Regions from separate parts of the Mus musculus genome. Here region 1 is linked to region 2. The links are chromatin loops, found by intact Hi-C in ENCODE. Cell type or tissue: left cerebral cortex. All regions are shown on one strand.

Region 1 (8,000 bases), 130 kb after region 2:
GTATGGAAGTGTAAGCTGAATAAACCATTTCCTCCCCAACTTGCTTCTTGGTCATGATGTTTGTGCAGGAATAGAAACCCTGATTAAGACAAATTGGTTCCAGCATAGTTGGGTATTCCTTGACAACCTGACCATGTTTGGGGAGGACTGTAGAAGGAGTTTGGAACTTTGGGCTAGAAGATCCATTCCGTGTTAAGAGCTCTGTCAGATGTTGTGTAAGAGCTTGGAAGATAATGTTGAGAACAGTGCAGAAGATGGAGGCCTGGCTTGTGAAATTTCAGAGGGAAGATTAAAGCCTCTTTTCAAGGCCATTGCTATTTTGATTGTGAAGATTCTGTGGTTTGTTTAGCTGGGGCTGAAGAATCAGCTGTGATTAACAAGATACCAGAAGTACTAAAGTGAAACCTTAGCATTACTGGGACTATTGATGCTGGTTAGCTGGAGCTAAGAAATTAGCTGTGATTAAGAAGAGACCAGCATCATTGAGGTGACATCTTCTGGGAAGTGTTTTCTGAAAGCACAAAGAGGCTGTGTTCCAGATAGGCAAAGTTGTACCTCATGCTGCAGCAGGACTTGGTAATGTGTTAAGAGTCACCCAGATGGTACTGCTTTTGAAGGCATGAAGGTCATGAAGAACAGCTGTGACTTGGCACTGTGAGAGGCCATGGAAGGCCATTGGTGAAGGTGTAGCCTCAGTTGCAATTGGTGACCCAAGACTGAAGGGGTCATACAGTGTTTTGGAGATGCCAGGACAACGAAAGACCACCAAGAACAGGAGCAGCAGTAGAGTAAGGGTATCTGGAGCCTAGAGGAAAAGCTGTGTGCTACAAAGGACAGGGCTGGAGAAGTGACCCAAGCCTTGGAGGAGCCCAGAAGATCGTGAGTTGGATCCCAGACATTGGACAGTTGGAGTTTAATTTTTGCTTTTGATTGTGACTGTGCCCTGATATTTTTCCCTCTTGAAGGAAGAAAATATTTCAGTGGAGCCCACAGTTAAGAGACTTTGAATTTTAAAAGACATTGGATATTTTAAAGGGATTGAACTTTTAATATGTAAAGACTGTGGGACTTTTAAAGTTATTTAGATCTTGGGGATGAATAAGAATGTGAGGGTTGAGGCTTACTAGTGATGTGTTTGTGTGTCAAGTTGACAAGGGGTCAATTGTACTGGCTGATTTTGTGTGTCAACTTGACACAGGCTGGAGTTATCTCAGAGAAAGGAGCTTCAGTTGCGAAATGCCTCCAGGAGATCCAGCTGCAAGGCATTTTCTCAATTAGTGATAAAGCGGGTAGATCCCCCATCTCTGGGCTGGTAGTCTTGGTTCTATAAGAGAGCAGTCTGAGCAAGCCAGTAAAGAACATCCCTCCATGGCTTCTGCATCAGCTCCTGTTTTCTGACCTGCTTGAGTTCCAGTCCTGACTTCCTTGGTGATGAACAGCAGTATGGAAGTGTAAGCTGAATAAACCCTTTCCTCCCCAACTTGCTTCTTGGTCATGATGTTTGTGCAGGAATAGAAACCCTGACTAAGGCAAGTAGTTTTGAAGGGAGTGAGAATATAGCAACCTAGGCCACGTACAGTGGTGTACCACTGTGAATGGCAGTGGGGTTTCCATAGCTTCATGTAGAATGTTTATTAGTGTAATTGTATTAAATTGTCCTATGGCGTAAGAAATGGGTATTTACTGTATTTCATAGATAAACTTTTGGTAAGGGGAAAATATAAAGATTTGACTTCATGTCATAAAAGATATGAGCTATTTAAAAATATGAGCCCACTAGGCCTAAAAGAAAACACACCTACACACATCTTTGAGAATTTTAAATGTCATCAAATAAAAAATTTTACAAACTATAGACACAAGGGGTTCAGAATCTTTAACACAGTGGTGTTCCTAGCAACTTCAATCAATTCCTGAGATGAAAAATATTTTACTGAAGTCTTCCCTATATTGAAAGAAACTGCCTATAGAATTTAACACACATTGATGTGTGCACATAAGGTTCCAGTTGGTACAGCTAGCCAGAATTTTAAAAAATCACTTCCTTCATCTTCCTCGGATAATAATGGAGATTAATAATATAGATGTGTAGGTCAATTTAATAATATTTGCTTGAATGTTAACAAAAGATCAATTTTCTACACCTAAAATCACTATGTATTAGCTAACCATCATCCATCTGTCAACATCCTAGCTTTTTTTTTTTAATTTGCTATTACAAGAGGAAGAAATATAAGATTGCTAGATTCAGCAAAATAAAATATTAGACTCCTAGTTTGAATTTTGTATAAATCAGAATGTTTTTCTGAATATTTCCCAACAATATTTTTGGAGAAGATTATTCTCAAACATATTCATCATTTATTTGAAATTCATATTCAGCTGTTTCCTGTATTTTTATGTTAACCTTAGAAGACAGAAGTTGCCATGAATAGTATCATTAGGTGCTAAATCATTCATAACAGTAGCTAACAATTTCACAGTAGTCATCTCCTCTGAACTTTATACACATTAAGTCACTTAATCTTAAACATATGATGTTAGAAGACACAAGATAGTAGTTACTAGCAGAAAAGTCATATGGGCCCAGAGGGTTTGCAGTGGAGTTTAATGCTCTAACCATTATGGTGTGCTCTTATAAAATACATCAATTCATTAAAAATTGTTCCATAAATTGAACACAAATTAGCAGTTTAAAACAGTCTTATTTAACAAATTTTCAGTGTAAAAATATGTACTTCATCCTAGGCCTTCTTAATTTTTGGCAATACTCATGACCATTGTGTAGACTGTTTGTCATTGTGAATGTTCAGCAGTATGTCTATGTCTGTGTGTACATATATTAAAGGTCTGTTTAAAATGTTATGTAGATTCCATCACAGGCATGCCAGTGAAAACCACAACTACAACTGCCAATACAGATCCACTTTCTTATTGATTTTATTGGACTCTAAATGTATATCTTTTGTAGACTTTATTTAGTCTAGTGCGAGGAATAATTAAAGTTTTGTTGTCAAATTCTTTCACTGAATAAATGTCAAATCAACATAAGCCTGAACTTTTAATATCCAAGTAGTTTTTAATTAAGTATATGGAAAGCTCATTAAAATAATTCCCTTGGAATAATTGATTTTTTCAAGCTTCATCTTTCATAAAGAATCTAAGTATATTTGTCACCAAACTCACTTTTCTATGTGCAACCCCTATCACATGAGCATCTCAGAGAATGGAGTTAAGAATGTTTCATTCAGCTAGAAGACTCAGATGAAGGCAGCCTTTAACCACACTTTGAGAAAATGCCTTTGACACCCAGGATGTTAGAAGATACAAGCAGCTGTTGGTATACGTTCCTCCACTGAGAGCTTTGAGCTGTCTTATTTTTAGAAACGTCTCTGTATCCCATTAGAGAGTACAAGGCAGCTGTAGAAACATATGCATATATATTTAGTGTTGCATTCTAAAGTACTTTTAGTTCCATTATCTTGCATTGCAGCTCCTCCCACATCACCAGACATATGTCTAACAGAACAGATGCCCCTTGTGGTACTCATGAAGGGGCATCAAATATGGTATCCTTGGAGATTAAAACTCTAAGGTGTTTCTCACAAGAAATGAAGACTGAAGCCCCAGTAGGTGGTTAAAAGAAGGGGAAAAGGTGACTTAAATTTTAAGAAAAGTTTACTGTGAAAGATTGAAATGCTCACCATGTGGAAAGGAAAGAAACCTAATTTACTTATTCATTTCCTAGCAACACTTGTTTTTGCGAATTATGTTGTATAAACACTAGGGATAGAAGCCATTTAAGACAGATGCAAACTTGAATACAATTACTACAAGATTCTAATGTGTGTTACATTTTTAAAACACAGAACTAGTTATTAATCATGGTTCTAGCTAAAAGCTTGCTGGTTTCTCTCTTCATAATGCTGAAATTCCTTGCATGGGTATGTTTATGTAGCATAAAATATAACCAAATGAGTATGAGAATTGGTTTTACTGAGTGAAGTTCAAAAAAAATACACACTCTTGTTTTGTCTAAATGTTTCTGATTAGGGAAAAAAAAACACAACAAGCAATAAATGAAAAGGAACATGCAAAACCATAAATCTGTTATTCAACAAACCTGTGGTCAAAATGCTAAGTATGAGAAAGCCAGTAAGAAATAAAGGACATTTTTATGTTAGAGTTCATGTTACAGAGCATGGGAGATGTGTTTCAAAATGAGTACTGCTTAAGTTTGGCGTCCTATTTTAATGTAAATTGGTGAGTATCCAAATATATAGTCTCTTTTAGTAAAAGGTAAATACAGATTTGTAGTATTTATAGGATAAACTTCAACTTATATAAACAGCACAGCAATGATTCACTCAATTTAAGGGACAGGAAAATGGTTGTAAAGGAAATTATTCAATTTTAACAAAAGACAAAAACTTTAACTAGTGGAGTGAAAAATATTGTGTATTTAAACATCTCTAGCTATGCCCTCTGGATCACTGGAAATTTTGTTCAACTAGCCAGGTGTCCTATATTACTTTCCTTGACTAGAATGGTCAGTGAATATGACCCATTAAAATTAAGATGGCATCAGCTAGTCTTAAGTCACATCTGGGTTAACTCTAGTGCATGAAGATGAGATAAAATCAATGCATAGAATTCATTTGGAAAACTTAAAAACAAATATAAGCAAAGAGGTGACAAATCATTTTATATATTGTCTGCAATGGAATGGAAGAATATTGCAAATGAAAAAAAGGGAAATTGTAAATATATTATTAATTAGAAAATGCAGTAATATTAGATTCTATTCAATATAAATAGGTTTAAAAATTATAATAATTAGAAACAAAAATTAGAATTTGAAAAAAGTTTTCTTATCTTCAGGATTAAGTCATATAATCTTTCTATGTTGTTTTACATACAAAGCCATATTATTTCATAAAATGTTTATCCATATCCTTATTCTTAGAAGAATATATAAATGTGTAAATATATAACTCATTAATGCATGTTCACATACATAAGTACAATATACATATTTGGAGACAACTCTGACCATATGTGTTTGGCTGAATTAAGCTTGCGAAGGTGTGGGCTAGGATACTGCACTGTAAATAATCCACAAAACAAGCAACTCAGAAGAGATATAAAAGCAGCCATGTCTCCCCACCCACAATATTTTTTATAAATAAATGTATTTTATCTTGATACTAACTAGTGACTAAATTATTGACAACTAAACCAAACACACAAACATGTATAATAACAGATATCAGCAAAACAGAATTACCTAAACATTATAGCATCATTGACTTGAAATAAAAATTATGAAGGTGTCTTGGATAAACCAAATCAGCTAACCATGTGGATTTAACCATGGCCAAGTTTCCTGGACTAAGAACACATATCTAGAATGTGAAATGTGTAATAATTACATATTTCTGAATTGTGAGAATATAATTATTCCTCCTAGTTATTATTTATTCTATTTTAAAGCAAAACTAGTTTGCAAATGTTCAGTCTCAAATGTTTACTAATATTATAACTGCATACAATTTTAATCATGGAGAACAATAAATTAAGTGAATAAATGAGATCAAGAGAGATACTAAAAGCTGTCAATCACAACGAATGGCTGGGACTCAGCTGGTTAGAACTGGTCAAGGGTATTATGCCCTGAGAAAGGCAGTCATTTCATTCATTAGACACTCTAGTAAACGCTGTGGTAAATATCACTGAATGTACTGTCCAATATGTGTTGTATCCTCTTTGCATTGAAGATTGGCTGCTAAATCTTCAGCAAACTTCTCTGACTCCATAACCTTACTACAAAACCTAAAACCAAAAACTAAAACAAAGGGCTGCTTTACAGGCAAATAGGATCTCCAATTAACATTGACTCAATTTTTCTTATGAATCCTTATAAAGTCTCATTTGATTTTAAATATTAATCTCAAAGTCTAGTTTTTACTCACAGGACTGCTTTACAACTCATTGTTTAAACAAGAGTATTTATTATTTTATAAGTAGAAACATAATTAAGGTTTACTTATATACACATACACACTGAAAGACAAATTGCATTTAATGTCCATGACTTAAGAATATGAATGGGTCTGCTAAACTCACATCTAATGTATCAAGTCCTGCTATTCAGCTTTTCAGTGTTTTAAATACCACTTATTAACAAATGCTTCTAAATACCTTCATTTTTTTCTTCATGGCTTTTTAAACATTGAATCTAAAATCCTATGTAATATTTTAATGTAAATACCTCTTAAACTATGCTTTACTTATTTCTATTATTTTTTTACTGGAATAGTGGTGAATTCTTTGACAGAGTTGGTCATAAACATTTTTTTAAAGATTCTTTATATTTTAAATAAATCAAGGTCATTTTTTGATTCCTTGTATTTACTTCAAATACACAAGTGTTATAAATCATGATATTTGTTTAACATCTCTGTCCATAATAATAGCTTTTTCCTTTTGATTCTCCTTCTGGGTGCTTTTATTATATGGTTGCTATGTACATAATAGTGGTAGTGTGCACTGAAAATCAGAATACCGCCTCACTGACTATTCCTGAGAGTCCAGTGCTTAGTTAATCCTTGAAAACATTTCCTTCACTTCTTTTCCAACCAATAGTTGAGAGACGTAGGCAAGGCAGATATGAATTCTATGGCCATGACATATGTTTACCGTCAGAAATAGTCTAAATTAAATAAGACTTATTTGATTAAGCTTAACTTTAATTTCTCTTTCCCATATCCAACAAATTAATATTAAAATGAATCTCTCTAGGGTAAGATGCTGCTTAGCATAGGTCAACACTAAAACATACAACCTGACCATTCTATTAATTTTACTTATTTGATTGAAATAATATGACTACCTTGAATTAATAAATGCATGATAATAATACATTAATATAATAGACCAAAAGAGCCATTTATTTTCTTTGCTATAGCATTTTTTGCTGTTAATACATTATACTGTATTGACACTTATTAATTTTGGTAAATGTATTTTGATACTGAATATGTTTTCTACAGTCATCACCAATAAGGTAATAAATACTTATATAGTCCACTCACTGTCAACAGCTTATGATACATTATTCTAAAATATATTATTTTCAGTCAATACAAATCAATTCCATTCTTTTCCCTCAGATTTCTGAATCATATCAAAATGAATTAAGTTTTATAATTTACTCGATTATGGCAAGGAGTGCTTTCATTTCTGATTGATTAAATATTAAATATTTTCTCTTTTTGTTGAATCTGTTGGGCAGCTAACATCATAAATGTTAGAGAAATTTACTGAGCTGTTGAAGGTTAATGATGAGGCAATTAAAACACATAGCTGTTCAACAATAGAGTTTCAGTAAGGAAGATCCAAAATTAGCATAATATGCATTTTAAATTATTAATATCTATTATTAAAAATTTTAGGTAAAATGCTGAAAAATCTCTTAAGTAAATACACTGTTTTATTTACTTATTTTAAAATTTATTCATTTTTATGAATACCAATCTATGATATTAATTAACACTATTTGCAGTTTGTTACTTGTTTAAATGTATTTTGCCTTGCATTTCAACGTTTATCTTGAGATTCTACATTGGAGAAACACAAACATGCACAGACACACAAACACATACATACATACATACACATACAAAGACATGCACACCAGTCATACACACACACCACACAGACACACACATAGACACCCCACCCCCAAACGCACACTATTTATTTTTCTGTTGCTGTGTTAAACCATTTTAACTAAAAGCAACCTGGGGAAGAAAGGATTTATTTGGATTATTTCCAAGTCTGGCATGGCCTTGGTAGGAACAGAATGACATGGTTCCTGCCCTCAGGCAGGGGCAACAGTTGTTGGTTTCCATGAGAGTGTCATGACTTCTGTGGGTTTAAGGGTTGTTTGTATAATAATGTACATATTTTATGTTTCTCCTTCAAGGAGTGTCCTCCCT
Region 2 (8,000 bases):
TTAAACCAGCAAAAGCCATAACTATACTCTAAATACCTGTCCTTATACCCACAGATAACTATAGTCCTCATCCCTCCCTCATCAAAAACATTTCTTGTTGCAACAGACAAAGTTCCTCAACTGAGGATGTGAATGTGTTACAAAAATCCCATTGGACAGGAAAAGCAATGTGCTAAAAATTGTGTTTAACATACATAATCCATGCAATATCTTAGAAGTGCTCAGAACATTATGCCAGCATACAGTGAGGTAGCAACATCCACATATCCCAGTTTAATAATGATATGTGATTTACTTTATTGTGGAGGTTAGGTTTGATTTTTCCTCCAAATCCTATGGCACCCAGAAATAAGACTCAGATTCAAAATATATTTATAAATACCTTGACTACATAGATAGACTCTCCTTTGACTAGATCATAAGTGAAAATAACCCACTTATTCTAATCTACATTATGCCACATGGCTGGTTACCTGTGCTCAGGTATCATGAGTTCCTCTTGTTATATCTTCCAGGGACCAACTCTTGCCTGGAACTCTCCCAGAATCCTTTCTGCCTCCTGGATATCCCACCTCCTATTCTACCCTTTACCATATGTCATAGGCTTTTTAATTATCAGGTGATGCATCCATGCAATACATAAGATATTCTCTCTACCCTCTATGTAATTTTTTTAATGTCTGTATTCAGAGAACAGTAGAAGTTACTAGATATTGGAAAGAATAGTTGTTTCCGTTCATGGTTGCATGACTGAGACTGTAGCTCCTTGCTACAACCCATATTGCAAGAAAGTTTCAAAGCATGTAAATATTCAGGGAAAGACCAAATTAAAAATCTAAAATAAAATTTTATTGCAAGCTTTTTGCTTCCAGAAATTGAAACATTGTAAATTAAACTACACTGAACTTTAGTTTGTTGGTGTCAACACTTTTCCTGGTGCCCTCAGTATTTCATTGTTTCTACATAGAGATTATCAAATGATCGTGCTTTTGATTGTTGCCTTGACATATTGGGTATGTTACTTACCATGTGAAAAAGTATGCTGTCAAATATATCTCAATAGTTTGTTGAAAAAATCAGTCAGTTTTGAATTAAAGTATAATCATCTAGTGATCAATTTTTAACCATTGGTTGATTATTTTAAAACCACATCATTAAGTATTGAGGATTCATGAAAATATATAGGGCTATATAAGACAATGTAAAATAAACAATTCAGAACTGCTTAGCTACTGGTGGTTTACTATTATGTCCATTCTAGTTTGCAATGCAATACATTTTTAATGTACATTGAGTTAAAACAAGAACATAAGGGGTAGCCGTGAGATCACTGTGGATATCAAAGTCCTACAATTTGGTCAAAATCTAGTTTCTTTGACTTCTGTTTCTTCTCCTCAAAGGAGAGCATATATTAATCTACTCTTCTTAGACTCGGCATGAGTAGTGCATGTGGTACCTATGAGTCATTCTTTAGGCTTGATTTCTTTCAGTGTTCCCTCCTTTAGTGTGTCTTCTCTACTCTGTTGCATTGACTGGCACAGTTTCTTATGTTGTTATAGAACATATCCATTTTGTCTCCTTTCTTTTACACACAGAGCTTCATTCTATAAGCTAAGAGCCTGAAATCAGATTTTTCATCTCTATACTTTCAAAGACACATATATTGGCTGGTACAATATAAGTGCTTCCATTATACTGAATTAATAATAAACAACACCACAAACAAAACATCAGCTGAATGCACTTAACCTTATCTGAAGACTAATCCCACTGTTTAAGAGTTATCTTACATGTGAAATATATAACAGAAAACCCATCAGGAATATATCAGAGAAAAGATAAGTACAATTTAGTATCTCACAAGATATGAATTATAGCATAATGCAATAATGCAAAGGTATAAATATATGGTATTAAATTTGAGAAGAAGCACACTCATGATTCTACAGATTGAGTTTCTAGAATACATGGAAAGTTAGAATGAGGGTGTGGAGGAGATTATATTATTAATTTTTAAACTGGGAGCAACTATATAAAGTCTAGTCTAAAATTCTTTAATATTTATTAAAATAAACAGACAATCCACTATCTTTATTATGTTACAACCCAAGTTGAAGGTCTAACGTTATTAACCTTAACGCATGTCCCACAAAGCTACCTTCAGGTGACATTTGACTCTGATGCTCCATAACAAAATCTAGAAAAAACTGAACAAGGGAAGAGTCAGTGTCCCAACAGTATTTTATAGAAGAGCAGAATAAAGAGCTTTGCCTTCCAGGTAGAAGGAATTCACACAATTCTCTGTTTATTGTGTTTTCTTTTCCTCTTAGAAATCTTTTCACATTTCTAGCACCAAACTATTCTCCATTTCAAGCCATAAGCAACTTCTCATTGATGGGATCCATCCAATTCATCCGGGAAAGCCATGCTGGCTACTAATCATTCAAAAACCCCGTGACCAACAAACACCAACTCTACAGGGCAGCACTGTGGTACTGCTGAAATGGTTCTGAATGTTTATGATTGTGTCCTAGGGTTTTCAAAATAAGCTGTATTGTGATTATTGTGTCAAGAACAAATATACAGTCAAAGCTATAGTTGATAAACAAAATAGTTATAAATATCATTTCCTTTTCCCACCCCTCTATTTCTTTTATGTCCTGGAATATAATTTTTAAAAATTTTCAGCTCACTCATTTACTTGTGTTAACTATTTGAATTATTATTTTACTATTATTTAAATATGTACTTGGAGTCTCAGGTCCCATAACCCAAGCATCAGATCAGCATATTCATACCATTCAATAGGCATCTTTGGGAATGTTTCTGATGTATGTTAAGTAAAGAAGTATTTACTTAACATATATAAACGATAAAGCTCCAAAGCCCAGAAAGCAAGCACAGTTATTGCTGCCTTTGTGCTTTGCTACCTTTAATGCCTTTGCTTAGTTTCATGACTCCTCTCCTCAGGCCTAGGAAGAACATACTTTGATCTTTAAACACACAGGCAATCTAGTTGGTCAGATTCACTGGTCTGTAGACCTTTCTTGCTGAAAGGAGACAATTCTACGTTTTATTTGGTTTATCCTTTGAATGCTTCCTATATGACAAAGAGTGGAAAACTATTGGCAGGATAGAAGTACAGCGGGTTTGAAAATTGGATAGAAATATATAGTAGTAGAAGGTGGGGAAACTGAGGGTAGACACTAGAAAGTATCCAGACACAAGATTCCAGAGAATCGAGAGGATCCCTGGATTCAACGGGGATGACTTTAGCTGAAATACCCAACAAAGGAGAGATAGAGCCTGCAGAAACCACCTCCAGTACATAGGCATAGCCCCCAGTTGAGGGATGAGGCCATCTACCCATGTTAAAATTGTTAACCCAGAAATGTTCATGTCCAAAGGAAATACAGGGAAAAAAATCCAAAAACCAAACAAACAAAAAACAAATAAACAAACAACAACAACAAAATGGAACAGATACAGCCCCACCTAGGGACCTATCCCATTTGTAAACACTAAACTGATACCAAGAAGCACTTGCTGACTGAAGCCTGTAATGGCTGTTCCCTGAGAGGTTCTACCTGACCAATACAGATGCAGATACTCACAGCCAACCATCATCCTGGGCCCAGGGACACTAATGGAAGATCTATAGGAAGGACTAAAGGAGCTGAAGGGGATTGCAGCCACATAGGAAGAAGAATATCAATTAATGGGACCAGCTAGAGTTCCCAGAGACTAAACTAAACCATCAACCAAACAGCAAACATGGAGAGCTCCAGGGATCCAGATACATATGTAGAAGAGGATGGTGTTATCTGGCATCAATGAGGTCCTTGATCCTGTAGAGGCTATAGGCCCCAGTGTAGGGAGATGCTGGAGCAGTGAGGCAGGAGTGATGGAGTGCGTGGAGGAGCACCCTCAAAGAGGCAAAGGAGAGGGAGGCAGAAGGGGGTTGTGATGGAGGGTTTGTGGAGGAGTAATTGGGAAGGAGAATATCATTTGAAATTTAAATGATTAAAATGATTATTTAAAAAAAGAAATGCATAGATCTAGGTACTCTGTTGGTCAGTGTGATTTTTACTTTATCATCCCTGTTCTTATCAGACCTACACAATCAATGACATCTATCTTCCTGTTGATGTCAACCTCTGTGTTTATGTGACTCTCATATCCTCTCTGGCCATGGGGAGCACATTGTTTGAATGTACCACTGGTCTCACTGCTGCTACTCCCATGCAGATGGCAGTGGGCTGAGCTTACCTTGCAATTCATCAGCGTTACTAACATACTGATATGTAGGCAGAGGAAGGGTGTCATGGGGGCTTATATAAATATGAAAGAATATGACTCATATCTTTAAGAACAAAATTATATCAGAGGCAATCACCATATGCCATGCTTAACAGTGAGATGTGCTAACCATTTGCTGGTGTGACTACACCATCTTTCTATAGAAATTGTGGTTTCAAATGACTCATTCGACTTCTGCAAGTCATGAAAAAACATAAATGAGGTGCCTTTTCCAAGAGTGTTCTCTCTTTTCTGCTACCAAATTCAACTAATAGAAATAACTCTTTGAGGGAGTATGACTTGCTTACTGTGGAAAGTACTTTCTTGGCAGCAATGGTGAACTGCCCAGTATGAATTATAGGTAGCTACTAGAAGAGCATCAAAGAATCTTATTTTCTCCTTCAAAATCAATAGAGAAATTGCCACTTACTCTAGGCATTCCGACTTTGTAAAGACAGATGTGGCAGTGCATTTTGTTTTAGAATAGTTGAGATGTTTTTCCACTGGCAAAATGTTCCAATTCTTCTCTTTCCCTCTTTCAGTAAAACTCCCTTTGCTTCTCAAAAGCAATATTGCCACACACACACACACACACACACACACACACACACACACACACACACACCTATAAATTGCCTAGTTCATTAACTTTTTAAAAACTAACATTGGTAGAAGAGAAAGCCTTATATTTGGGGCACTAATAGTTTTACTTCTTTTTTTTTTAAAGATTTATTTATTTATGTGAATACACTGTAGCTGTCTTCAAACACACCAGAAGAGGGCATCAGATCTTATTATAGATGGTTGTGAGCTACCATGTGGTTGCTGAGAATTGAACTCAGGACCTCTGGAAGAGCAGTCAATGATCTTAACCACTGAGCCATCTCTCCAGCCCCTCTTTACTTGAACTTTGAAAAAAATTATTTACTTAGAGTCATGCATTCAAAACTCAAAACTGAAATTGTAGGTATTACTTTTTAGGTTGTACTGATGGATCCTATTATTTATCATAGTTTTAACAGGTTTCCTACTGGTCAGCCTTTTCTCCTTGGAATGCTAAGAATTTATTTTCTTTTTGCATCTTGAATCAGCTGCTCTCCTCCTAGTTGAAGGTTCTCCTCTAAGTAATCCGCTATTATAATAAAATTTACCCCATAGAGTTGTTTTCATAGCTCACCTGCAAGCATATTGAGACTGTTCCAGTAATTGTTTTTACTTAATAAAATGCATTTAAGTATGCTTGTGTATGTAGAAATAAGGAAAAAAAAATGGAACTCCACTGATGCATTCATATTAAAATTTACTTTGATAGGAACATGTTGGTATACAAAACCATGAAACTTGATCTACCAGAGATCTGCTTGAAGAAAACAACTTTTAATATCTTTAGTTTTACTCTAAATTTTTAATCCTAAGAAAATATTGAAGTGTTAGAGTTACACATCCCCTTTTTACTCGTGGCTTCTACAGAACCAGAAAAGACTGTTCTTAAAGAAGCCACATGTTCAGACTTTCATTAAGCAATAGCTGGAGTTAGAGGCTAATATGTATTATTCATGTCACATTGTAGCTTATTACCAACCAGCTTCCTTCAATATACTCCTGAGCATGATAAATTTGAAAGAACAATAGAAGCAATAGAAATGTTGTATGAATAATAATAGATTTATCAGTCTTATAGTATACTACTCTAAATATATATTTGGAGAAAACAATTGGATTATTAATATTTTGCAAAATCTCTGCAAATAAAAAGGTATGGATAAATTTATACATTTTTATAATCTTGGCAAAACCACTTTTGCAGTCTTATATTTTAAAATAATTATACAATTATAATCTCTTTTTCTTTGTGCATTTAGTTAATCTATATAAATACAAATTAAGCTAATCATATGTTGAAGGTTAAGGGCAGCCACAGACAATTTGTACATTCTTACACAGATGTTTAAAACACAACTTCAAAAGTAGCACAGTTTTTCAAAAGTTTATTTTAAGTTTGAAGACTAGACAGGATCATACTGAGTTTACAACATCCTACATGATTTAAGTATATCTACAAAAAAAAAAACAACAACATTGGAATATTACACAGCTTGAAAGTTTGCAAAAGTTATGTGTATCTTAGTTATTTCTGTCCTTACAGACACACCAGACTACAACATTCAATGTTATATTTCATAATTTGATGTCTAGCAAAGATATAGTCATTAATGCCTGGTCTTCAAGATCCATTCTTATCTTTCTGAAGACATTCACAGAGAGAAAGTCAACCCTAAAGTTGGAATTAGTGTCTGTGACAAATGATTAGAATAAAATACATGAAATTGATATTTTTAAAGCTAATTAATTCATAATCTTCTATACAATGAAATTATCTCATAATAATTATGTAGTATAGTGAAGAGTAGGGAATTCCAGGTTGTGTGTTTGTAAAATTTTACTTGCAAATAAAACTAAATGAAAATTCCATGTTTCGACTTGAAGCCACTGATACAAGCTACTCCCTAATACATGTCATTAATTTTTGTGCAAGCACCCTTGTGGACAAACGCATATCCATTGCGTAAGCTATGCTGTAGGTAGCGCATGAAGCTGAGAGGAAGAGGACAAGCAAGAGAAAGCCTCTCACCAGCCTTGTAAATAGTAGCAGATACCATTACTAACAACTCCTTTGGAGAACAAATTTTAAACATGTACCAGCAGTGCCACATGAAATCAAGAACAGTTTTGAAAAGTATTTCAGCACAGCGTATTATTCATAATTTCTGGAATTTTATATTAAGGATAAAGAATCTGCAAGGAAAAACAGCTACAAATTCAGTAGTATGGTTATCACTGATAGAAACAAGGACCATGGCAAGACAGAAAATGTACCTTTAGGGCATAAGTGATTCTATGTATAACTATTTTAATTAAAAATACTATTTTAAATATTCTATATTAATAATTTAAAACATTTTCTAGGACAATAATATTGAGGGCATATCAGTTTTCTTTTGGGAAAATGTTAAAAATTATTCAGCATTTTATATGCTGAAAATCAACAGATTTTTAACAAATCTGTTGCAGTAAGCAGGTGGGCAAGGAGAAACATTTGGCCTGACAGTTACCATAGAACAATGAATTTGCTGTCATTTAAAACAGTAATGTGATTGACTTTCACTTTCAATTCTTCACTGTGATTGAAGACTGCTTCATATTTACATCATTGAGAGATGCTGTGAACACGTGAACAGACAGGACATAACAGTAGTGGCTTTGCTTATACAGCACACATATTAAAGACAAAAATAAAATAAAATATAGCAGTGTTGTGTAGTTCTTTAGCATTTCATCCACATCCACCCTTTCCTTTCCTGGATCTTCAATTTAAAACTCCAATAATTCTGTGTCAAAGCCTTATAAAATAAATATGTGTTAAGCTTATAAATTAGGTATGTAGGACATTTATGGAGGCAGTGTGAGCTTTAATTTGAGACATATGTCAATGATGCCTCCATTATCAATAACAAACTGTTATGATAATTGCTTAGTTTTTCTAAGACCTTTGAAGCAAAAGAAATAAAAATCAATTTTCATCCTGAAGATGTTTTATGACTTTGTCATTTGTAAATACGTCGCTTCTCACAAATAATTTTACAATGTGCTTTCTTCAGAAACTACCACTGGTTTTAAACAGCATTGGAATTTTCATTTCA

The links. Peaks named below come from ENCODE experiments on the same cell type or tissue, not always from the same donor. Only the 100,000 strongest peaks of a DNase experiment are listed, where the experiment ranks them.
Region 1: it touches region 2 in a loop (2.4-fold over the local background); 2 of 42 quality-filtered maps call a loop at or near these places.

What each region holds. Positions count from the first base shown.
Region 1 is chr13:89,194,885-89,202,884 of GRCm38, reverse strand. All of the region lies in intron 9 of Edil3 (EGF-like repeats and discoidin I-like domains 3), which reads right to left. Among named protein-coding and RNA genes, the nearest start is that of Gm46433, 330 kb to the right of the region's middle. In left cerebral cortex, a CTCF peak has its summit at 3,559; a DNase peak (open chromatin) is centred at 3,408.
Region 2 is chr13:89,320,809-89,328,808 of GRCm38, reverse strand. It overlaps Edil3 (EGF-like repeats and discoidin I-like domains 3), which reads right to left. Exons shown (of 11, transcript NM_001037987.3): 11 at 5,584-8,000. Among named protein-coding and RNA genes, the nearest start is that of Gm34699, 210 kb to the left of the region's middle. In left cerebral cortex, no CTCF peak of the experiment used is centred here; DNase peaks (open chromatin) are centred at 1,475, 3,959 and 4,388; H3K27ac peaks cover 660 bases.